5 separate regions of the Homo sapiens genome follow, and regions 2, 3, 4 and 5 are each linked to region 1. A link is a loop called in an ENCODE intact Hi-C map of the cell type or tissue named here. Cell type or tissue: PC-3. All regions are shown on one strand.

Evidence for each region. A loop is a pair of places that touch in the nucleus more often than their neighbours do. Peaks named below come from ENCODE experiments on the same cell type or tissue, not always from the same donor. Only the 100,000 strongest peaks of a DNase experiment are listed, where the experiment ranks them.
Region 2: it touches region 1 in a loop (5-fold over the local background); 4 of 110 quality-filtered maps call a loop at or near these places.
Region 3: a loop joins it to region 1, with 6 times the contacts of the local background. A loop is called at or near these places in 106 of 110 quality-filtered maps.
Region 4: a loop joins it to region 1, with 8 times the contacts of the local background. A loop is called at or near these places in 14 of 110 quality-filtered maps.
Region 5: it touches region 1 in a loop (9-fold over the local background); 6 of 110 quality-filtered maps call a loop at or near these places.

What each region holds. Positions count from the first base shown.
Region 1 is chr3:183,120,622-183,125,621 of GRCh38, forward strand. It overlaps LAMP3 (lysosomal associated membrane protein 3), which reads right to left. Exons shown (of 6, transcript NM_014398.4): 6 at 1,594-3,593. The coding sequence ends at 3,460. Among named protein-coding and RNA genes, the nearest start is that of MCCC1, 24 kb to the left of the region's middle. In PC-3, a CTCF peak has its summit at 1,893 (motif pointing right); DNase peaks (open chromatin) are centred at 1,810 and 3,460; H3K27ac peaks cover 2,830 bases.
Region 2 is chr3:183,271,867-183,276,866 of GRCh38, forward strand. All of the region lies in intron 15 of MCF2L2 (MCF.2 cell line derived transforming sequence-like 2), which reads right to left. B3GNT5 (UDP-GlcNAc:betaGal beta-1,3-N-acetylglucosaminyltransferase 5) reads left to right here. Exons shown (of 2, transcript NM_032047.5): 2 at 1-1,519. Among named protein-coding and RNA genes, the nearest start is that of B3GNT5, 21 kb to the left of the region's middle. In PC-3, no CTCF peak of the experiment used is centred here; DNase peaks (open chromatin) are centred at 2,975 and 3,765; H3K4me3 peaks cover 992 bases; H3K27ac peaks cover 3,381 bases.
Region 3 is chr3:183,380,029-183,385,028 of GRCh38, forward strand. The region is part of intron 2 of MCF2L2 (MCF.2 cell line derived transforming sequence-like 2); the gene reads right to left. Among named protein-coding and RNA genes, the nearest start is that of MCF2L2, 46 kb to the right of the region's middle. In PC-3, a CTCF peak has its summit at 2,549 (motif pointing left); DNase peaks (open chromatin) are centred at 1,323 and 2,533; H3K27ac peaks cover 1,504 bases.
Region 4 is chr3:182,712,142-182,717,141 of GRCh38, forward strand. No RefSeq gene overlaps it. Among named protein-coding and RNA genes, the nearest start is that of LINC02031, 71 kb to the left of the region's middle. RefSeq lists cis regulatory regions at 1,994-2,259, 3,037-3,126. In PC-3, a CTCF peak has its summit at 2,109; a DNase peak (open chromatin) is centred at 2,130.
Region 5 is chr3:182,906,731-182,911,730 of GRCh38, forward strand. All of the region lies in intron 28 of ATP11B (ATPase phospholipid transporting 11B (putative)), which reads left to right. Among named protein-coding and RNA genes, the nearest start is that of DCUN1D1, 71 kb to the right of the region's middle. In PC-3, a CTCF peak has its summit at 2,721; no DNase peak of the experiment used is centred here.

The DNA.
Region 1 (5,000 bases):
GACCTTACAAAGCAAGAAAAGTGTGAGAAGAACAAAGGTGGGGCAGATTGGGTAGGGGCTGGAGCCATCCTGGCTACTTTCTTTTAGGAAGGTGAAGCCGTGACGTCAGTGCTGTAGACCAATGGGTCAACACCAGACCCTGTGGTCAATGGACCTTCATCACCAGGGATTGGGAGGCTGTGCTCCTGAGGAGGTGCTACACCTGGGGCAGGGTTGGAAGCAGGCTGGAAAGGGCCTTGCTCTCATCATCCCTTGTATATGTTCCTATTAATCCACTTATCTTAGTATATATACTGGAATTTATTTACTGAAGTTCCCTCCAAAAAGTAAACCACGAATTCCACAATGTTCACCTTGACAGTAGGCACCTGAGGTAGGCAGCATCCACGCTGCCTCCAGGGGTTCCTCCCTCTCCCGGCGCTGTGGTTGGAAGGTGTCCCCCAAACCATATGTTGGAAACTTAATCTACAATGCAACAGTGTTGAGAAGCGGGACCTTTAAGAGGCAGTGGGGTCATGATGGCTCTGCCCTCGTGGATGGATTAATGCTATTATTACAAGTGTGGGGCCCCCTCTTGCTCTCTCTTCTGTGTCCTCGCACCATGTGATGCCTTTTACCATGTTACAAGGCAGCAAGAAGATGCACATCAGATTTGGCCCTTCCATCTTGGACTTCCCAGGCTCCAGAACCATGACCAAATCAACTTCTATTGCTTGTAAGTTATCAAAAAATCTGTGGTATTCTGTGATAATGGCACAGAATGGACTAAAATCTGATATTCGAGCCCTTGTGTAGTCCCCTTCCACAGTGTACCAGAGATGGTTTGTGTGAACCATAAACAGACATGCGATAGTATGTTTCTTCTGTGATTAGGTTATAAAAATATGACGGCTTTCATCTTGGTCAGTCTCTCTCTCTCTCTTTTTTTTTGAGATGGAGTCTCGCTCTGTCGCCCAGGCTGGAGTGCAGTGGCATGATCTCGGCTCACTGCAACCTCTGTCTCCCGGGATCAAGCGATTCTTCTGCCTCAGCCTCCCGAGTAGCTGGGACTACAGGTGCACACCACCATGCCCAGCTAATTTGTTTGTACTTTTAGTAGAGACGGAGTTTCACCATATTGGCCAGGTTGGTCTCAAACTCCTGACCTCGTGACCTGACTGCCTCGGCCTCCCAAAGTGCTGGGATTACAGGTGTCAGCCACCGCTCCCAGCCCTCTCTCTCTTTCTCTCAGATCACTATGGGTAACTAATATAGGACCTCTTATTTATCTCAGCTCCTACAAGAGTATCTGGCATTTAGCAAATCCTTATCAATGCTGATCAAATGAATGAATGAACAAACGTGGCGACATTTAAGCAAACTAGTAATGCAGTCAGTCTAAGCTAAGAGTTGAGACATTTCATATGTAACTTTAATGTGGTTTATCTTCTCAGGAATTCCTACCAAGTGATAATGTGGCAATGGAGAATAGAATGAAACAAATTATAGAAAGATGATTTAACTTATTGATCGGAGCAAAAACCTAAGATGATTGTAAACAAAATTTATACAGCACAAAAATGAATCATAAAAAATAAATGACATGCACAAATCTCCAAAGTAAGTTTTTATTACAAAAACCTTTACTACAATTCAATGTTTTATTAAGACTAAAGTCAGGACCTTGCCAACTTACTGAGTCATAAGGAAACACATGAGGAAAGTCAACATGGTCTCTAGGCTGACTTGAATTATTCCTTGACTAAGAATTCTAGGGTTATGTGGACTTTTCTGTTAACATCCTGACTTAGTTCCTTTCTTTAGCAGCAAAAAAAACAGCAGAAATAAAATTCTTGGCAGGCTGCTCTACAGAATAAAGTGAACAATAGGAAATATGGATATGAAGTGCAGAAGCAGCAAGTTACCACAAGATGGGGCTATACACTCAAGAAAGAACAGTTGGTTAGCGAAGTTTCTCTATTATCAAAAAAATTTAAAAATACTTTGAGTTTATTTGATGCCTTCATCTTTACAGCCCAGCTAAGCAATCCCATAAAAATGAGCAACTGACTAATGTTTTACAAAGCCCCTCAGTCTCCTTCCAGAGAGTGGAGGATTTATTAAGGATAGGCTATTTTGTTATCTGCAAAGCTCTCCTTTCATCTACCCTAATGTCTCATGATCCTGGATAAACCCATTTCCCTGTAAGGTGAGCGTATGCTGGTATGAGGTGTGAGCCTTCAGGCAGAGTGTGGTGTCATTGTTCTTGTAGGTAACTTGGTGTAGGGAGAAGACCAAAGACCTTGATGTCAGACCAACATGAATTCAAGCTCTGGCTCTGCCATCAGTTAGCCAGGTGACATTTAAGTGATTCAGTTCCCTTAAGTCTCAGTTTACTCATTCACCTATAAGTTGTGAGAATGAAATGAGATATAGATAAAGTGCTTAGCCTAGACTCTGGCACTTTGTTAATAATTAAGGGCCATTATTATTGTCTCTTGCTTATTGTTTAGTTCTACCATCTGTAGCCACCTAATTCTTAGTCTAGCGATTCTGGAGCAGGAGTCATCAAGATAAAAAATATAAGCTGATTTGTTCTTTTTGTTGGTTTTACATAAAAACACTTAGACAACCTGAGATATGTTGTTCTTTTTGATGATTAAAAAAAACATTTAAGGCCGGGCGCAATGGCTCATGCCTGTAATCCCAGCACTTTGGGAGGCTGAGGTGGGTGGATCACCTGAGGTCAAGAGTTCAAGACCAGTCTGGCCAACATGGTGAAACCCCGTCTATAATAAAAATACAAAAATTAGCCAGGCGTGGTAGTGTGTGCCTGTAATCCCAGCTACTCGGGAAGCTGAAGCAGGAGAATCACTTGAACCCGGGAGGCGGAGGTTGCCATAAGCCGAGATCGTGCCACTGTACTCCAGCCTGGGTGACAAGAGTGAAACTCCGTCTCAAAAAACAAAAACAAATTTAAAGTGGAAAAGGAGTTAAGTGCTACACCAGGAATATGTATGTTACATGAAACCATAAAACACAGATAGTAAAAGCACTGAAAGTCCATTTGATAACAAAGCAAAGGCTTTGTTAAGATCAAGGGTAAAATAAAATCTTCAATGCACACACAGTAGTATTAGTTACAATTGACCCTTGGTTTATAATTTGAAGGCTTATTCTACTTTACATATATTATGTTAATTCAACATATCTCAAATGTTGACTTTGAGTGGCTAAAATATTCTAAAGGAAACTAGAAAATAAACAGCTCACTATATCTTTCATAAAATAAACAAAAAGTATTTAGAAATTGATGTGCTGCCTGAACTTAAATCACACATGACTCACTTCATTTGAATAGAAGATGGTGGTTTACATTGTTTGAAGGACCCACACTCTGAGGGAATTTCCCAACATCCATCCTGGAAGGGATGAAAGAGTTCTCTAAATTCCATTATTTTCATTCCCCCCGGGCAACAATTAGATTCTCTGGTATCCAGATGATTGACACCTTAGGCGGATTTTATAGACACCCATACCCATAAGGCAGAGACCAACCACGATGGCCCCAATCACAGGAAGCACAATTGTGTAGTCAGACGAGCACTCATCCACTAAGAGAGAAAACAAATACAATACAGTGGGTAAGGTTTGGTGATGCAGTCCAGAAAGCAGGCTAGAGGGGAAAGAAGATGAGCTTTGGCATCAAACAAAGCTTGACTTTTAACTCCACCATTAACTAGCTTTGTGACCTTGGGCAGGTAATTTACCCTTGCAATTTCCTAATTTATAAAGTAAGCAAATAATATGTAAGACTGTCAGAAGATTAAATAACCATATTTTCTTAGTAATTAACATTCAATAATCATAATCCTTATTTCCTGAACTGAGTAAGAAGTCACTCCAGGCATACTCCCTGCTAAGTGGGATATGCTTACATAAAAGAGACCAGCCGGGCACAGTGGCTCACGCCTGTAATCCCAGCACTTTGGGAGGCCGAGGCGGGCGGATCATCTGATGTCGTGAGTTTGAGACCAGCCTGACCAACATGGAGAAACCCCATCTCTACTAAGAATACAAAATTAGCCGGGCGTGGTGGCACATGCCTGTAATCCCAGCTACTCGGGAGGCTGAGGCAGGAGAATTGCTTGAACCCGGGAGGCAGAGGTTGCGGTGAGCCGAGATCACACCATTGCACTCCAGCCTGGGCAACAAGAGCGAAACTCCATCTCAAAAACAAACAAACAAACAAACAAAAAACATTTGTGTGACCAGTGACCAGATTACAGATGATCTCTTGAGAAACATGATTTTTATCCACTTTATAAAACATTTTTGTCACTCCTAAGGTTCTATTGTATTACTTTTAGCTAATATTAGAAAACAGACCAAATTATTTATGAGAGCTTAAAAGTGAGAGTTTACAAACTTATCAAGACTGTTTTTTCTTTATACCATTAGAAAACGCTTACTCAATTCATTTAATGTAATTGATTGGGTCAGAGACTAATAAATCTCAACCGAGGAAAGACGGAGGGGTCTGGGGTAAAAGGGGAAGTTGATAGAATACTCTAATGAAGAGACTGGGAGAAAAGAGCAAATAAATGAAGAACCATGTCTTAGTCATTATAGCTAAAAAGATACATGTGTGAGGTCATTGTACGAACTAACACTGAAATTATGTCCTGAACCAAGGATCACCATCAACCCAATTCAGTGTACCTGAGATCTGAGAAAAAAAGTATCAGAAGAGGTCAGAGAAGACAGAGTGGCAATTAATTAAAGATTCCAGGAAAAAGAAAATTTGGACAAGAAAGAAACTGTGATTGTAGTACACGATTTGGCTTGACAGCAGACAATATTTATAAAACTATAATAATGTGTGCCTTAATACCTTACTGATTTACCCAAAAATAGTTGTGTAACCACAAATCTTTATGTGCTATAGCAGGAAGTCTAAAATGGATCAATTAGGAACTATCATGATAAGCTTTTATTTTTTAGAGTTATGGAGATAGCAA
Region 2 (5,000 bases), 150 kb after region 1:
GTCTCCATAATTTTATAAAATGAAATCTTAGTGTCTAAATCCTTGTACTGATTACTAAAATTAACCCACTCCTCCCCAACAAGGTCTTATAAACCACAGCACTTTGTTCCAAGTTCAGAGTTTTAAATTGAGAGCATTAAACATCAAAGTTATAATATCTAAAACAATTTATTTTTCATCAATAACTGTCAGAGGTGATCTTTATTTTCTAAATATTTCAAACTTGAAAACAGAGTAAAAAAGTGATAGAAAAGTTGCCAGTTTGGGGTTAAAGCATTTTTAAAGCTGCATGTTCCTTGTAATCAAAGAGATGTGTCTGAGATCTAATAGAGTAAGTTACATTTATTTTACAAAGCAGGATAAAAATGTGGCTATAATACACACTACCTCCCTTCACTACAGAAAGAACTAGGTGGTGTCTACTGCTAGGGAGATTATATGAAGGCCAAAATAATGACTTCAGCAAGAGTGACTGAACTCACTCTAAGGCCTTTGACTGCAGAGGCACCTGTTAGGGAAAATCAGATGTCTCATATAATAAGGTGATGTCGGAAACACGCAAAACAAAACGAAAAAAGATTTCTCAGTATACACAACTGAATGATGATACTTACAATTTTTAGCAGGTAGCTTTTTAATGTTTACAGAAATTTTAATTTTTTTCTATTTTGAAATTTGAGGCTTGTTTACATTGCTTAGATAATTTAGAATTTTTAACTAATGTCAAAACTACAGTGTCAAACATTCTAGGTTGTAGTTACTTTCAGAGTAGATACAGGGTTTTAGATCATTACAGTTTAAGTTTTCTGACCAATTAAAAAAACATAGAGAACAAAAGCATATTTGACCAAGCAACAAGCTTATAATTAATTTTTATTAGTTGATTGATTAATGATGTATTGCCTTTTGCCCATATATACCCTGTGTATCTATACTTGGAAGTGTTTAAGGTTGCCATTGGTTGAAAACATAAGTGTCTCTGGCCATCAAAGTGATCTTGTTTACAGCAGTGCTTTTGTGAAACAATTATTTATTTGCTGAAAGAGCTCTTCTGAACTGTGTCCTTTTAATTTTTGCTTAGAATAGAATGGAACAAGTTTAAATTTCAAGGAAATATGAAGGCACTTCCTTTTTTTCTAAGAAGGAAGTTGCTAGATGATTCCTTCATCACACTTACTTAAAGTACTGAGAAGAGTATCTGTAAATAAAAGGGTTCCAACCTTTTAAAAAAGAAGGAAAAAACTTTTTGGTGCTCCAGTGTAGGGCTATCTTTTTAAAAAATGTCAACAAAGGGAAAATAAACTATCAGCTTGGATGGTCACTTGAATAGAAGATGGTTATACACAGTGTTATTGTTAAAATTTTTTTACCTTTTGGTTGGTTTGCATCTTTTTTCCATATTGTTAATTTTATACCAAAATGTTAAATATTTGTATTACTTGAATTTTGCTCTTGTATGGCAAAATAATTAGTGAGTTTAAAAAAAATCTATAGTTTCCAATAAACAACTGAAAAATTATCATGAGATGTGTATTTAAACTTTTTCATGAACATTGCTTATATAATCATTCCTTCTGTCTTAATGTACTACATGGTCTTAGCCCTGTTCCTATAGGATTATCATGTTCTCTGCATTATAGAGCCACCTAAGATGTACTTTTTGTTAAATGACTCATGCTGGAATATCTGGATGGGGAGATGTTCTTTCCTAATGTAGTCATGTGCCACAAAATGACGTTTCGGTTAACGATGGATCACATATATGATGATAGTCCCATGAAATTGTAATGGAACTGCCCTATACAGGTGTACCATTTTTTATCTTTTATTTCAGATTTTTACTGTACCTTTTGTATATTTAGATGTGTTTAGATACACAAATACTTTCCATTGTCTTACAATTGCCTGCAGTATTCAGTACAGCAACATGCTGTACAGGTTTCTAGCCCAGGAGCAATAGGCTCTACCATATATCTAGGTGTCTAGTAGGCTATTCCATCTAGGTTCTCGTATGTATAACCTGGGATGTTTGCACATCGATGTGGTCACCTAAAGATGCATTTATTGGCCAGGCGCCATGGCTCACGCCTGTAATCCCAGCACTTTGGGAGGCCGAGGCAAGTGGACCACCTGAGGTTAGGAGTTTGAGACCAGCCTGGCCAACATGGTGAAACCCCATCTCTACTAAAAATACAAAAATCAGCCAGGTGTGGTGGCACACACCAGTAATCCCAACTACTCGGGAGGCTGAGGCAGGAGAATTGCTTGAACCTGGGAAAGGGAGGTTGCAATGACCTGAGATTGTGCCACTGCTCTCCAACCTGGACGACAGAGCGAGACTGTCTCAAAAAAAAAAAAAATGCATTTCTCAGAACTTATCCTCATTGTTAAGCAATGCATGACTATAATCTGTTGAGAGAGGGATGAAATCACCTGTAGTTATAGCGCTTTAAGATACCATTTGAAAAGGTTACGTTTTCCTTTTCTTTGACACGGTTAGCTGTCTGAAATACAGTCAATTTTAACCCTAATCTCTTAATATCAGGAATGCCCTTACACCTACTTTGGAGTGTCTGGTGCTTCGATATAGTTGCATGTAATGTGCTCTCATCTGTTTTTACCTGATTCCTGCTCAGTTCTTCACATGGCATATTGTGTAACTCAATCTATATTTAAAACTTGTAAGCATCCGAATTATTTGTTTATGGTAGAACTTTTTACTTGCAAGTCGTGGTAGGAGTGTTTGTAGTTGGTACTAAAATGTGATGACTTGGAAGAATTAATTAATGACCTATATTTGGGGACTTTAATTGGATGCTATAGCTGCAATGAGAATAGAACCAGAGAACTCTTGATATGCAAGGTTATTCATTCTGTGATAATAATGAGAGGAATATTCGATGTCTCTTTGAGTCAGTTTTCCTTCCGATCACTTCCGCATTCTGCAGTGACACAATCCTTAATCATAGCTTTCATTACAATATTCCTTTACTCCAGACCTCAAAGACTCCTCACTGCCTCCAGCATCAAATCTAAACTCTTCTACCTGGTTTTCAACGCCCTACGTAAACTTTTCCTCCTTCATTCCCTATAGCTTGGTTTTTTTTTTTTTATCACTGCCACTATTATCTATCACAAATGTCAATCATGACCATACCTTGCTTAAGTTGGTTTCCCTTGCCAAGAGCACTGTTTTTCCTATACCTGTTGAAATTTTGGAAATCCAATTCTACCTCCTCTCTTCCCTTAAGCATCTCTTCCTTCCCTTCTCCCCAAATTTATATTTAGTCACATATATTATCGTACTACCTACTAATCATTCCATGTGTTTTTTTACGAGCTGTAAGTTCTGAAGGCAACCATGCCTTGTACAGTGTCCACTTAGGGTTCTGAATAATTAATCATCTCCCCAAAATCTGAAAGCCTTCTATATACCAAGCAAATTTGTTTAGTTATGCAGCAAAACTCAAATCTATAAAATCAAAAAGGAATAAGGAAATACAGATTAAACAGTTGCAGCAAAGACTGGTGATCTTAAGGTATTTAGTCAAAGCTGGTGGTAGAACAAAAACAGTAGTCTTACAGATTCTACCTCTTGATTAACTCAGTGGCTAATTTTGCCTTTTCTCAAAGTTCTTTTGCAAGAACATAAAGATATTTTTGTTTCTTTAGTTGAGTGCTGTAACTTTATTCCTTTGTGTTTCTCATAAGTATGATTTGGCAGTCTGCCATACGTTTTTTGTTTTTTTTCTTCCTCTTTGAGACAGGGTTTTGCTCTGTCACCCAGGCTGCAGTGCAGCTGTGTGATCACAGCTTAGCTCACTGCAGACTTAGCTTCCTGGGCTCAAGCAATCTTCTCACCTCAGTCTCCTGAGTAACTGAGACTACAGGTGCACCCCACCACATCCCGCTAAATGTTTTAATTTCTTGTGGAGATGGTGTCTTCACTATGTTGCTCAGGCTGGTCTTCAACTCCTGGGCTCGAGCAATCCTCCTACCTCAGCCTCCCAAAGTGTTGGAAAGTGTTGGGATTACAGACCTGAGCCACCACACCTGGCCTGTTATAAGTTAATACAATAATTCATCAACTAACTTAAAGAACACTAAGACTCTTACAAAAGTAGGTATGAGTTTTAGTAAAAGTCTCAAAAGATAAACTGTCACTTAAGGAAAACTAGAGAACATATCATTGCCAAATGGTGTTTTTCAGAGATTATACCATTCAACGCCCACATGCTGAATTGGGCCATTCATTATAACTCCAGGAACATGGCAATCAGTAAGAGCCCACATGTTTCTTTGAATACACCGTAAGTGAAAGAATATAAAGTAGTCTAGTTAATATTATGTTTAATCAAGGAGCACATTCCTAAAGATGTTTGTTCATTCATTCTACAGACATTTTTCAGAGGCCTGCTAAGAGTCAAGCATTATGATAGACGCCATGGATAAAAGCTTACAAGTCAACCAGCGTGGGTATAAATAATGTGACTAGCACTAGAACAGGTATCATGATGGGGATTCTGAGTATAAATATTTTTTTAAAATAAATTTCCCCGTGTTATTTTTGGCTTTTACCTCCCTAATTTAGGCTTTCTAAATGGCACAGCATTTCTGAGGATGCAAACACCTTTCTACAGAGCAAAAACAGCATTTGTATAAATTTGTGTCTTTGGGGAACCAAGAGACTTTAAATGTGTTTAAACCAATAATTCAGTCAATATCAACATTAGCTTACATGTAATATTCTCTTGATAGCCCAATTTTTTAAAACACTGTATTCTTAGAAGTTTGGTTTCTAAGATGTCACTTTAAGCTCTTTTGCTTGTTGCTTTTGTGGGATCCACAAATTTTGTTCTCAGGTACATAAATGAAGGTTAGTATAGAGGATAAATATTATGATTCTTATCTGGGAAAGACAGGTGCTGAGGTGTAAAAGAGAGGATCCTCGCCACCCATGCCCCGCACCCCCTCGCCCCCTGCACCCACGGATGTGCAGT
Region 3 (5,000 bases), 260 kb after region 1:
AAATGGTGACCATGATTATAATTATTATTATTACAAGGAAGCAATAATCAGCTTCCCTTCAAGAATTTATAAATAGTAATTTAAGATATCCCTGTGAAAGTAAAAATATGAAAATTCACATTTAATTCAGAGCAGAGACCACCAAATTCAATAGATTCTATTTCCCAGTCCCCTTGCAGCTGCATGGAGCCATTTGACTAAGTTCTAGCCCCACAGTCCCCAAACTGTGTCGCAGGTAAGCAGGGAACCACAGTAAATTCATGGGAGCACTGTGACTGTTTTAAATTTTTGAGGGAAACACAGTGACAGTTGACATCTGTCAGACACCATATGCACTACTACTACCATATGAACTACTTGAGGTAGTTCCCTATTTCTTTTTCCTTTTATTGAGACAGAGTCTCGCACTGTCGCCCAGGCTAGAGTGCAGTGGTGCAATATCGGCTCACTGCAACCTCTGACTCACAGGTTCAAGCGATTCTCCTGCCTCAGCCTCGTGAGTAGCTGGGATTACAGGCGTGCACCACCATACCCAGCTAATTTTTGTATTTTTAGTAGAGACGGGGTTTCATCACGTTGGCCAGGCTGGTCTCAAACTCCTGACTTTAGGTGATCCACCCGCCTCGGCCTCCCAAACTGCTGGGATTACAGGCATGAGCCACCACGCCCAGCCCAGGTAGTTCCCAACTTCAACATCAAATTGCATTATATTCTTGCAGATGGTGTTGCATCTTTATAAAGCTGGGGGTTTGGTACTTGCTGGAATAAAAAGCAAAAACAGTGTGCAAATCAATGTGGAACAAGACATAAAGGTGGTGATATCTAGTTTGATTGCAAGGTTTAAGATAGTTGTAGTTATTTAAGAATAAAAATGAGAGAAAAAATAATATTTTAATTTATATGTATTATTTTTTCAAACAGCTACTAAGTTGTTAGGACATAGATACATATTAAGTTGTTTGACATGTTAGTTATTGCTTTTGGCCTAGGGGGGCCATGAAAAAAAGACTGAGATGCTAAGGCGCAGAGAATTGAGAGGGTTTGGGAACCTCTGCCCTAGCCAGTAGTATAGGAGCTTAAGCTGCATGCACCTCCCAAGTTATGTCCTTGAAGAGAAACCACTTGAAGAGGAATCATGGCTCTCAAGGCAAGGCCAACTACAAATGACTGAATGTATTCAACATATCTGAGACACACATATCAGTGTGGGGTGTGGTTAGTGGGGACTGTGTGATTAATGAGGATGTGTGGTCCACGAAGAAACTATAGAAGAGGAGGACTCAGAGGAGCAAAGGCGGGCAGTGTACAGCCAATGCTATTCTAAGGAGAGAGGGCCAGCCCACTCTGAGAGTCCAACCCACGTTACCAGTCTATCTGATGACACCACTGTAAGATCATCCAGCCAACTCTCTGGTGCTGACTCCAAGCCTGATAAGAATCTTCTGTTTATAATCTGATTTTCCAAGTAAATTGTAAACTTGTTTCAAGAAAAGGAATGTGTTATTGAGCAAACATAAGTATATTATGTAAAGAATAAGTTAGCGCTGTGGTTTTTCTGCATGAGTCTCTTGTGAGTGTTGTTAATATGGGTCTTAGGTGCTCAGAAACCAATTGCTGTAGAACGAAACCATGTGAGATTTGTCTGGATGGTCAGTCATCCCTCCACAGAAGGTACCTCTTTATTAATCCTATATGTTTACTCTAAATTTCCAAAGATGAGATCTACAGATTAGATGTTTATCAAGACAAGTATATTGAACTACCTCATTACAGTGACTGATGAGGATATTAACAGCTTTCATCTAATAATATTCTTCCTCTTTGCAGTTTCACAACTATGGGAAGTTTCAGAGAAATGTGCATTCAGAGAATTTGCGTCTTTGAAAAGCTAAATTAAGATGCATTATAACACTGTAGTAATTGCATAATCAACATTTGCTGAGGGACTGGCTAAAACATTTCAAGGAACTGAAATACCCTAAAATATTCACTAGAATGTGATTATGCCATTTAATTTCACCTTTTATTATTATTATTATTATTATTATTAGATGGAATCTCGCTCTGTCACCCAGGCTAGACTGCAGTGGTGTGATCTCCGCTCACTGCAACCTCCGCCTCCCAGGTTCAAGCAATTATTGTGCCTCAGCCTACCGAGTAGCTGGGATTACAGGCACATGCCACCACGCCCAGCTAATTTTTGTATTTTTAGTAGAGACGGGGTTTCACCATGTTGGCCAGGCTGGTCTCGAACTCCTGACCTCAACTGATCCGTCTGCCTCGGCCTCCCTAAGTGCTGGGATTACAGGCGTTGAGCCACCACACCCGGCCAATTTTACCTTTTTATAGTTGACTGTATTAAAGCCATCCTCACCTAAATGAAAAAAGGTGAAGTTTTCTTCTACCTTGGTTACTACCAATACTGAACAGCAGAGAGGCCCTAAGGTTAACTGTGCACACCCACCTACTGTTGAATATTAGTCTTAAGAGGCAGAAGCATCAAGGAAACAGAGCTGGACTTAACTGTGGGGCAACCTACAACATGGCATCTAGTGCCACCTTCTGAGGAAACGCGGTAATGCAATAGGAAGAAAGAATAATTATTCCAAAGTCCAGTGCATTCCTTGAATGCAAGGAATACAAACAACCCCAAATTATTTGGTACTAAGTAAAATGATAACTTAAAATAAACTTTACTCCTCCTACTATGATTTTGTACCTTTTCATTAAGTGAAAGACAAATAGTTTTAGTGCAGAAAACATTAAGCGCTTGGGGTACATAAGGTGATTGCTGAAAGGGCCCTGGTGATAGCTGGCATGAAGGCTTCATGCACAGGTGAATTGAGAATACAGGAAATCCTACAGGAAGATGGCAAAGACCAATGATGGGGAAGGTTGCAAAGCATCTTCCTACTGCTCTTTGCCTTCCAGTATCTATTTTCCCTTTCTCCTCTACACAAGGTTTTAACTGGGGAAATGGCAGAACCATTCCCTGGTAAGCACTTTGGAAATCTCAGGGCCTAGGATACTAAATGACCCATTCTCCATAATAAAACAAAGAATTGCCCCACATGCTACGTGACTTCCAAATGTCTTACCAGAGGCTTAATTTAAGTGAAAAATCCATTTAAAATGCTCTGAACCTAGACTCTGTTTTTACAAATAATCATAAAGAATTTTTATATTTATTTATTTATTTTATTTATTTATTTATTTATTTTTTGAGATGGAGTTTCACTCTTGTTGCCCAGGCTGGAGTGCAATGGCACGATCTCGGCTCACCACAACCTCCGCCTCTCGGGTTCAAGCGATTCTCCTGCCTCAGCCTCCCAAGTAGCTGAGATTACAGGTATGCACCACCACACCCGGCTAATTTTGTATTTTTAGTAGAGATGGGGTTTCTCCGTGTTGGTCAGGCTGGTCTCTTAACTCCCGACCTCAGGTGATCCGCCCACCTCGGCCTCCCAAAGTGCTGGGATTGATTACAGGCGTAAGCCACCATGCCCGGCCAAGAGGTTTTTTTTTAATCTTAATAAAGTCACTCCAGGTATCTGATCACCCCACCACATCCCAGCATTTGCACCCATCACATTTTTGGTGACTCCAAATTGAGGGGCAAGCACCTCTTTCATTATTCTCATGTAGCTAGACATGCATGTGGAAATACATACTATTGAAAGATATGTTACTTTACTATAATTAGTTTCCTTTGATTCCTCCTTTACAGTTCCTTATATTTTATTTTTTAATTTTTAAAAATATGTGCATAGGTAGGTGTGGCTGTTCACCTAAGTTTTCCCTTCCTGGGCATATAGCTACACTACATTTCCCAGCTTCCCTTGCTGTTAAGTTTGTTCAAATGACTGTGACAAGTTCAAGTCAATGGAATGTGCTGTATGCTATCTCTGAGCTGAGAATTTTAAGAAGCACTATGCTCCTTCCATGTTCTCTTAGCCTGTCTGCTCCCCAGACACGCATAACAACAATAAGAACCAGAAACTCAAAGGAGCCTTCATTCCTGAACCTCCACATGGAGAAAAGTTGTCTGCTGACCAGGAACATACATGCAGAACTGGTAAAAGAGTAAGAACTTAATTTCTGTTATGTGTGTTTTGAAACCGCCTTTTCAAAATCATGACTGAGACAGTGAAAGGGATCTAACTTAACCCACTCCATCTTGCTTCTAACATCCAAGCTCTCCTTGTTCATTCCTGGGCGTAGGCTGAACTAACTTTGGGAGAAATTTAGTTTAGTTTAAACAAACATGGTAACAGCCCTTTCCTAAAGCAGACCTCCATCTTGCCTGGGGATTAGATTGCCTTTGTAGGACTAATATTAGCCACAAGATTAGAAATGATGGTTTAGGAGTCATGCAGCTGGAGGCTGCAAGGTCCTGACCCTCCCTAAACTGCTCCTAAGATCAGTGCTTGAGATATTTTGCAAACCCTGCACTTGATGGATCAGCTGGCACCATCCAGATCAATAAATGGGTTTACCTGATCTGTGGCCCCCCGCCCAGGAACTGACTAAGCACAAGAAGACAGGTCCGACTCCCTGTGATTTCATCTCTGGCCAATCAGCACTCCTGGCTCACTGGCTTCCCCCCACCCACCAAGTTATCCTTAAAAACTCTGTTCCCTGAATGCTTGGTGAGACTGATTTGAGTAATAACAAACCTCCAGTATCCCACACAACCGGCTCTGCATGAATTACTCTTTCTCTATTGTAATTCCCCTGGTTCTGTCTGGGCAGCAGGCAAGGTGAACCCCTAGGGTGGTTACAGTTGGAGCTCTATACTCTTTGGAGTATATTCGTTGTAGTTGTTGAGCCCACCCTTGCAGATATAGTATCTATAAATTTTATGTTAGGATGGCAGAGGGCAATACAAATCATTTGTTATAAAAAGGAGATATTCAGTCAAACATGACTGAGAACCTTCCCTCTCACCTGCACTACCGAATCCAACAGCCACTAGACACATGTGATTATTAAGCACTTGA
Region 4 (5,000 bases), 410 kb before region 1:
ACAAAGTCCTTTTATGTGTATCATCCCAAATGAGTCTTAGGACATGATACCAATGTTTATAAATTTCACACAGGTATTTGTCCAAAACAATATTTAACTGAATCATGAATCCTAGTATCAAACAATACAAGTATCACATCACATAATAATACATTTTTAAAACTGAAAGAAACTAACATCTATAGTTAGAAAAATACGTTCCTCCAAAGCAACATGGTATTGGTACAAAAACAGACACATGGACCAATGGAACAGAGTAGAGAACCCAGAAATAAAGCCACTATCCTACAGCCAGCTGAACTTCAAAAAGTCAACAAAAATAAAGGCCGGGCGCAGTGGCTCACACCTGTAATCCCAGCACTTTGGAAGGCCGAGGCGGGTGGATCATGAGGTCAGGAAATCGAGACCATCCTGGCCAACATGGTGAAACCTTGTCTCTACTAAAATACAAAACATTAGCCAGGCATGGTGGCACGCGCTTGTAGTCCCAGCTACTTGGGAGGCTGAGGCAGGGGAATCACTTGGACCAGGGCGGCGGAGGTTGCAGTGAGCCAAGATAGCACCACTGCACTCCAGCCTGGCGGCAGAGTAAGACTCCGTCTAAAAAATTAAAAAATGAAAAAAATAAAAAATAAAAAGTCAACAAAGTTAAGCAATGGGGAAAGAGCTCCCTATTCAATAATGGCACTAGAATAGCTAGCCAGCCATCTGCAGAATAATGAAACTAGATCCATTTTACCATATACAAAAATTAAATCAAGATCGATTAAAGATTTAAATGTAAGACCTCAAACTATAAAAATCCTAGAAGAAAACCTAGGAACTACACTTCTTGACATCAGCATTGATTTATGGCTAAATCCCCAAAAGCAATTGCAACAAAAACAAAAATTGGTAAGTGGGGCCTAATTAAACTAAAGAGCTTCTGCACAGCAAAATAAACTTTCAACAAAGAAAACAGACAACCTACAGAATGGGAGAAAATCTTCACAAACTATGTATCTGACAAAGGTCTAATATCCACAATCCATAAGGAACTTAAATCAGCAAGCAAAAAACAACCCCATTAAAAAATGGGCAAAGGACATGAACAGATACTTCTCAAAAGATATGCGAGCAGCCAACAAACATATGAAAAAAATGCCCCACATCGCTAATCATCAGAGAAGCAAATCAAAACCACAATAAGATACCATCTCACACCAGCCAGAAGGGTTATTATTAAAAAGTAAAAAAAATAACAGATGCTGGAAAGGCTGCAGAGAAAAGGGAACACTTATGCACTGTTGGCGAGAATGTAAATTAGTTCAGCCACTGTAGAAAGCAGTTTGGAGGTTTCTCAAAGAATTTAAAACAGAACTACCATTCCACCCAGCAATCCCAAATCCCATTACAGGGTATATATCTAAAGGAAAATAAATTGTTCTACAAAAAAAGACACATGCACTTGTATGTTCGTTGCAGCACTATTCACAATAGCAAAGACAGAAGCAATCTAGGTGCCCATTAATGGTGGACTAGATAAAGAAAATGTGGTACATGTGCTCCATGGCACACTCTGCAGCCATAAAAATGAACAAATTCTGTTTTTTGTAGCAATGTGGATGCAGCTAAAGGCCATTATCCTAAGTGAATTAACACAGAAATAAAAAAAAATACCGCATGTTCTCACTAATAAGTGGTAGCTAAACATTGAGTACACATGAACATAAAGACGGCAACCACAGACACTGGGTACTACAAGAGGGAGGCGGGAGAGAGGGGAGTGTAGGCTGAAAAACTACCTCATTCTATGTACTGTGCTCACTACCTGGTGATGCAATCATCCATACCCCAAACCTCAGCATCATCACACAATATACCCATGTAACAAACCTACACTTGTACCCCTGAATCTAAAATAAAAGTTGAAATTATTAACAGAGAGAGAGAAAAATGGAAGCAAGGAAGGAAGGAAGGAAGAGAGGGAGGGAGGAAGGGAGGGAGGGAGGGAGGGAAATAGGTTCCTTATCTCTCTAATTCCTGGAGATTAAAGCTACTGAGTCTAATTGTGAAATCAGTTTAAATAGCTGCAGTTTCTCCCACTTAGCATAAGGTGGCACCAAAGGATGTTTTAATTTGTTGCTCAATGCCTTGGACAAAGTGCTCCAGCTAGTCAGAAAACCTAGGAATACAAGCAAGATCTTCTGAACTAACTGAATAACCCTGAGAAGCCTCAGTTGTCAGCAGCTTCCTCGAACCTTTTGTGCCCAAACTTCTGAAACTGTTTCATCTTGGGTAAGAACAGAAAAGTTCTCTTACAAAAATATGCCTAAAAATATCCTACTGTTGAACTATTGCTGGGGTAGATTGTTTGACACCTGCCAGGAAGCTGTGCTTCCTGGTAAACAAAAAGTAACCCATGTACAGTATAGGAAAGCCATCAAATTTAAAATACTAACAAAAAATCATCAATACTACAACTCGGAGATAACCATAGCCTCTCCCCAAAATTTCCACCTCCCAAATTGCCTATTTCTAGCTTCCCACATTTTCTCTTTCCCAATTTCAGCCTCCCAAGTTCTCTACCAATATTTTCCAGTTGTCTAAATTCACAATATTTGAGACATTTTATTCTTTCCTAACAAAAATAGTAATATCTCCCCTAGAACTGTATTGTTTTAAAAGTGCTTAATCGTTGGAGATCTGTGGCACAGCCATGTGAATATACTTAATGCTACTGAACTACACATTTTAAAATGGTTTCAATGCTAAATTGTATGTTTTTACCACAATTAAAATTTTTAAAAATTGTTTTCAAAAGGAAAAAGTGTTTAACCATTAACATTTTTATACATTTAGTTCAAATTAACTTAAGCAGTCCTGTCCATAGTACATTGAACTGTACATAATACATTGCATTTAAAAATGGGCCAATAAGCAAGCTCATGCTAATAAAATAAATCAAATAACCTTGTGACTTTGGGACTCACTGGGCATGTGTTCCAAAGAACATACCATGCCTAGTGCTGTGGATATCAACAGGGCAAGATAAATGTGAAGGTTAAGAGTAGCCCTTCAACTTCAACTGCAATTTCTCCAGCGAGTTAGCCACAAGGTCCAACTGACCACAGGTGTCTCTTTAGATTAGGTGGTGAGAAAAAGACTGAAAAAGTCCTAGTCTTTGGCAACTACAAGATCATTGAGTGTCTAAGTTGTGAGGAAGGAATAAGAGAAAAAGTGAACTAGTTTGTGGTCAGTCCGAGACTCCATCTAGATTTTAGGATGGAGTGGCAGTGAGGGGTTTTGTAGGAGGGGCTTTCACAGATGGAAGTCATACCAAAGTGAGGGTCTATCATCTTAGAATCTCCAAAGGCAGATGGCATGGGTTCAAACCCTAGCTCTGCCACTTACTAGGTGTGTGGTTAGCTTCACAAATAACTTTATCTTAGTGTGTCTACTATCCTCCTCTGTAAAACAGGAACTACAATGGTAATAAAGTAGTACCTATCTCACAAGATGGGTAAGTAAATTAAAAGAATTAATAGTGTGAGGCCAGGCACAGTGGCTCACACCTGTAATCCCAGCACTTTGAGAGGCTGATGTGGGCGGATCACCTGAGGTGGGGAGTTCAAGACCAGCCTGACCAACATGGAGAAACCCCATCTCTAATAAAAATACAAAATTAGCCAGGCATGGTGGTGCATGACTGTAATCCCAGCTACTCAGGAGGCTGAGGCAGGAGAATCGCTTGAACCTGGGAGGCGGAGATTGTGGTGAGCCGAGATCGTGCCATTGCACTCCAGCCTGGGCAACAAGAGCAAAACTCTGTCTCAAAAAAAAAAAAAAAGAATTAATAGTGTGGCACTTGACATACAGAAAGCACCCGTGTTAGCCAGGATGGTCTCGATCTCCTGACCTAGTGATCCGCCCACCTCGGCCTCCCAAAGTGCTGGGATTACAGGCTCAAGTCTGCTTTTAGCTTCCCTATCTTAGTACACCTAAAAGGGAAAGGAATGTGCTTATTAAGGCCCACTGTTTCACTGAGACCCACTGTATAGGTGTGAAGTTTGGTGATTACCCAGGAGATTTTCCCCAGCTCCTTCTGTGTGGGAGCTGTCTTATCTGTGTTTTACTGTTTGCTCTTTCAGGCTGCTTGTTGTTAGAAGAGAAGTGACTTTTTGAACTGCATGAGATTAGAAAGGGAGCTATGTCTGAGCTGCTTTTTGTTAAAAGGAAAGTTTTCTGCCAGGGACTCACCTAAATAATTTCTCTCTGCCTCCTATAACATATTTCCCCCCTCTGAAATGGAATCCCTAACTGCCGTTAGGGGGAATTGGGTGATGACTTCTTCTGGCTACTTCCTGCTGGAGAGGGGCATTGTGTGGGGAACAGCAGCTAGGGCTCCTCCTGGGGTTGATTTAAGGGTTCCTGGTAGAAGGGAGGTTTCATTTTCAGCTTTATTTAAAGCACCATTTGAAGCTTGGTGGTTTCTAGGTGAGAAGAGATAAAGTTTACAAGGGGGCTTAGAATATAGGGTTCAACTGTGAGTATTAAGACTGCCATTATTAATGGGGGCACAATAGGCCATAACCATGACTACTGAGTTTGTTTGATACCTGCAAGCCATTTAAATGGATTGTGCTATTGTAAGTGGGTGTATGGGGCTTGGCTTTGTTTAGCTTCCTTGGTCTCACCTTCCCTGAAAAAAAGGAAACCTTGGGGTTATAGGTTACCTGTCAGTATTTGTAGGATAATTGCCCAGAACTAGAACATGTTTCCAGATTTTTACATTACCCATGCTTTTTTGTTTCCTTTGAGCTGCAGCCAGAGATTGACAGAAATAAACAGGGTTAGTTTAAAATGTAGGCAAGAACTTAAAAACAATTAATGAGACTACAAGCCAATGACAGATGTATAAGTTTTAAAACATAATTTTTCTCTCTTTAGTCCTCATTTTTGTTAAAAACAACTTATGGTAGGACTGAGCTGTTTGCAAAACAGACTTTAGTTTTAAACTT
Region 5 (5,000 bases), 210 kb before region 1:
TGAACCCCCACACCTGGCTCATAAATTTTCATAGTTGTATCTGTTTTAAAAAAAAAAAAAAGAAGAAGAAGAAGAAGGCCGGGCATGGTGGCTCACGCCTGTAATCCCAGCACTTTGGGAGGCTGAGGCGGGTGGATCATGAGGTCAGGAGACCGAGACCATCCTGGCTGACACGGTGAAACCCCGTCTCTACTAAAAATACAAAAGCAAAAATTAACTAGGTGTGGTGGCGGATGCCTGCAGTCCCAGCTACTCGGGAGGCTGAGGCAGGAGAATGGCATAAACCTGGGAGGCGGAGCTTGCATTGAGCTGAGATGGCACCACTGCACTCCAGCCTGAGCGACAGAGTGAGACTCCGTCTCAAAAAAAAAAAAAAAGAAAGAAAGAAGAATTGATGAGAGCTTGATTTTCTCTTCTCTCGAGGAATAACCCTGACAACCATTTCGAGACCTAATAGGGATATGCAGAATATTTGGATTGGTAGTAATGATGGAGGATAAAATTTCCTGCCACTAATAATTGTATTATTTGGACTAATTGCTATTTTATTTATTGTAATTACTAGTCAAGAAAGTGCTGTTGTCTCATATGGGAGAAGCAGTGATGAAACTTTGTAACAAAGCCACTTGAAAATTGTAAATCTTTTAACCACACTATAAATCAGACCCTGGAACAGGTAGAATAATTTGAAGAATCTGGACTATTCTATAAGATACAGTTTTAAATTAGATTAGTGGATTACCCTAAATGAAAAATTAATCAACTCTGTTATTAAATATCATCAGTTGAAAAGATATTCAAAAGAATCCTGAATTTTTGTGTGTTTTGGTATGCTTCATATGATTATATTTACAGTATATTTCTGTTGCATTGTGCCTTGCTATAGAAAGATGTTTAGGCTTTTTTAATAGGCTCTGATTGAGCGCCAAAGAAAGCTCATGTGAAGAGCTTGCTGCTGCCTAGGATTTATGTTATGCCTTGGATAGTCTACAAAGCAGATAATCTCCTAAGACCTGACTAAAACTATAAAATTGTGTCCTCTGTAATAAAAGGTCCCCACACATTTAAGTTCTAGTGGATATTTCATATGATGTGGATCTGGTACTGCTTTGCTTTAATATGTCCATTAAATGTACAGTACAGCTGAGAATTGGGTTCTTAGAATGTTCCCATTAAATAACAGGAGCCTTATTATGGTGACTTTTGCCAAGGAATGATAAGTGAATTCTCTCTTACAGCCTGTGACATTAATTTACCGTCTGCATTAAATTTGGGGATTTTATCATTTTTCACAGGTATTAATTTCTTCCTCACCTAAATTACAAATTCCTAGTCATATGTTGTTATTTATGTAACCAGTAGAATACATTAAAACAAAAGGCCCTTAGTCCTCTTTCAAACTAAGAATAAGCCAGATTATTAAAATAAATTTACCGAATCAATATAATTCTCATATTATTATTTTCTTTTTTTTTTTTTTTTTTTTTTTTTGAGCTAGACATAGGGTCTCACTCTGCTGCCCAGGCTGGAGTGCAGAAGCACCATCTTGGCTCAATGCGACCTCCACCTCCTGGGTTCAAGCAGTTCTCCTGCCTCAGCCTACAGACGGGCTGGGACTACACACGCAGCTAATTTTTGTATATTCAGTAGAGACAGGGTTTCGCGTTGTTGGCCAGGCTGTTCTCAAACTCCTGGCCTCAAGTGATTCACCTTCCTTGCCTCCCAAAGGTCTGGGATTACAGAAGTAAGCCACCGCACCTGGCCCATATTCTTAGGTATGTAATACATACAGAAATCTCCTTCTCTTAAGAAATCCCTAAAAGACAGTATGGAAGTATTTTATAACAATCTTTCTAAGTTGTTTATTTTACTTAGAGGGAAGGAGAGAGGAAAGGGAGTTTAGAAGAGTGAATATGAGCTTGAAGAATGTTTTGGAGAAACAGGCCTTGAGTAAGATATACCAGTTACCCAGATTTCATCACTACCTGGCTATCTCCATTGCAGTTCTGAATTATGAGATGAAGCTCATTACTTGTTTTAGAGATTTTATGATTCTTAATCAGATTTGAAAATCAGTAACATTTGATGACTTGATTTTACATTAAAAAGAAAAACATTTCCTTAAACACAAACCTCTTCTTTTTTCATTTTTGTTTTTAAAATTAGAGTTTAAGCCTTCTTTCCAAATAACTCCTTGAAGGCCATGCAAGGTGCTCACTTTGATTATCCAGTATATAGAACACCTTTAAGGGCAAAAGACCTAGCATGGTTAATTGTTTGACAGTTATTATCTAAACTTTAAAAAACAAAAACCTTTATTTGATTTGATAGAATGTCATAGGTGTGACTAAAAAATGTTAGAAATGTGAGACATTTTTCTAAAATTTATAAGATTTAAGGAAGGTTGTAAGGTTTCAGGAAAATATTTTGTATAAGCAATAAGAAATGTCTTAGTGTTTATTGTCATTGACATGAAAATAATGGAAATAAAAGCAGTGAGCCAGAATTTATTTCAAAAGGCAATTTCTGTGAAGATGAGCATTTTTATTATCTGTGCATAGTCATGTTGAATAGACATAGTTGTTTTGCTTGACAGCCTTTCTAGCACTAAATTATGTGGTCATTCCTGGGAGCAAGTGTGGTGGAAAGTGAGGCTTACCAATCACAACTTCTAGTAAATTAAAAGTTACCTCTTGGTACCACTAGGTGGGGTCTCACTCCCATTACTATGCTTTTTTTTTCTTTTCTATTATTTAAAAGTGGTCTCCCAAAACATGTAATGATTTCCCCCAAAAATGTAATGATTTCCTCTCCTTACTTTGAATGAAATGGGCTCTAAATGCTCCACTCCCATTCTCCTCACCCAATTATACTGGCAACTATGTCTATACAGGTACTCTGGCCCGAGCTCCCAGTTCCTGAATATTGAGATCAAAGATGTATATATGGGAAAGTAGTAGAGCTTGGAGGTTTGCTAGAGAACAGTATAGCATTTTCTATAGATAGCTTTACAGAAACACAGCCAACATTCAGCATTTTAAAAGCAGCTGAGGCTGGCCACGGTGGCTCATGCTTATAATCCTAGCACTTTGGGAGGCTGAGGTGGGCGGATTGTCTGAGCTCAGAAGATTGAGACCAGCCTGGGCAACATGGTGAAACTTCATCTCTACTAAAATGCAAAAAATTAGCTGGGCGTGGTGGTGTGTGCCTGTAGTCCCAGCTACTCAGGAGGCTGAGTCATGAGAATTGCTTGAACCCAGGAGGCGGAGGTTGCAGTGAACCAAGATCACACCACTGCACTCCAGCCTCCAGCCTGGGCAACAGAGTGAGACTCGGCCTCCAGAAAAAAAAAAAAAAAAAAAAAAGCAGCTGAGTTCTTTTTTTTCTTTAGAGAAAAAAGGAAACATATACATACAAACTATATATTCACATATATATACACTTAGTTCAAAAAGTGATCTGAAGAAGTCATTTCTTAAAATTTTTGACATTTCAAGATGTTTACCTTCTCTGTTGGGATGTCCATATTTTAATAACTGTCCTTCAGTTTTAAAGCAAAGGATGGCCAGGCTCAGTAGCTCACACCTGTAATCCCGGCACTTTGAGAGGCTGAGGTGGGAGGACCACTGGAGGCCAGGAGTTTGAGACCAGCCTGGGCCGTATAGTAAGACCCTGTCTCTACTAAAATTAAAAATTAGCCTGACATGATGACGCACACCTGTAGTAGCTACCCAGGAGGCTGAGGTGGAAGGATTGCTTGAGCCCAGGAGGTTGAGACTGCAGTGAGCTAGGATCGATTGTGCCACTGCACTCCAGCCTGGATGACAGAGCAAGACCCTGTCTCTAAAAATAATAAAAATAAGGTGAAAGGTGATGAATGCAAAGCAAGATGATTACCAGGGTCAGATCCAGACCAAGGCAGTGTCTTGCACATATATGGATACTCAAGCGCTGGCTACCTTCTGGGTGTCATCTCGATGAATTTCTCCCAGTTGATTGAGCACCAGCTTTGAGCAAAGCACATGTTGTTAAACTAAAGTGTCAGACAAGATCCTTGCTCTTTTGAGTTTCTGGTTTAGTTCTCTCCAAGTAAATGTGGTGAAGGACCAGTTTGTTATTTTCTTGTTTTGTTTTAATTTCCAGTTTATCTTGAGCCAGTGCTTTTACAAATACAATAAAAATGAATTATAGGAAAATTAAATCTAAAAGATATATAAAATAAGCCCCAATTTTTAAATTATTGAATTTAACAGTTATAAACATACTTTGTCCAACTGCTGTAAAAATTTCTAAGCTCTTATTCTCACAGATTAGAAATGCTTATTTCTTCATGGGCCAGTAATAGTGTTTATGGATCAGCATTGATCTATGGACCACACTGTGAGTCACAACTGGTCTTTTTGCAAGGGGACAGTACCACTCCCTTACACTTAGGCTAAGCTTCTGCGGAATACACACCACACTGCTGCCCACACATAGCCACTCTTTCTCCTCCTTCAGCCTGGAATATCTTTTCCCCCCCATCTCCTGCTATTGAAATGCCCCCCCCCGCTAAGTCCTTTAAGATGTATTTTAAATGCCACCTTTTTCATCAAATCTTCATGCCCTCCCACCAGTACCACTAACAGCAGCTGGGTTTGAGCTTTCCCTCCTGTTTTCTGAGTAGTCTGCCTCTTATAATCATAAGGCAGGAAGTGCTATGGTAAAGGGGTTTGGGCTCTGCAAGCAAAGAAACCAAGATTCAAGCCCCAGATTAAGTGGGTGACCTTGAACAAATTCTTAACGGTTTCCTCATCTGTAAACTGGGGATGATCATGATGCCTATTCCTAAGGGCTGTTTAAGTTTTCAGTGAGACAATCCATGAGAAGCATCTTACATAGTCACTGGGGCATACGTGGTGAGCACTCCACTAATGTAACTGCTGTTGGTATGTCTTCCTGACTTGTCCTCTCTCCCACCTTCTTCCTTACCTTTAGCTCACCGGATTGAGCACAGGGTT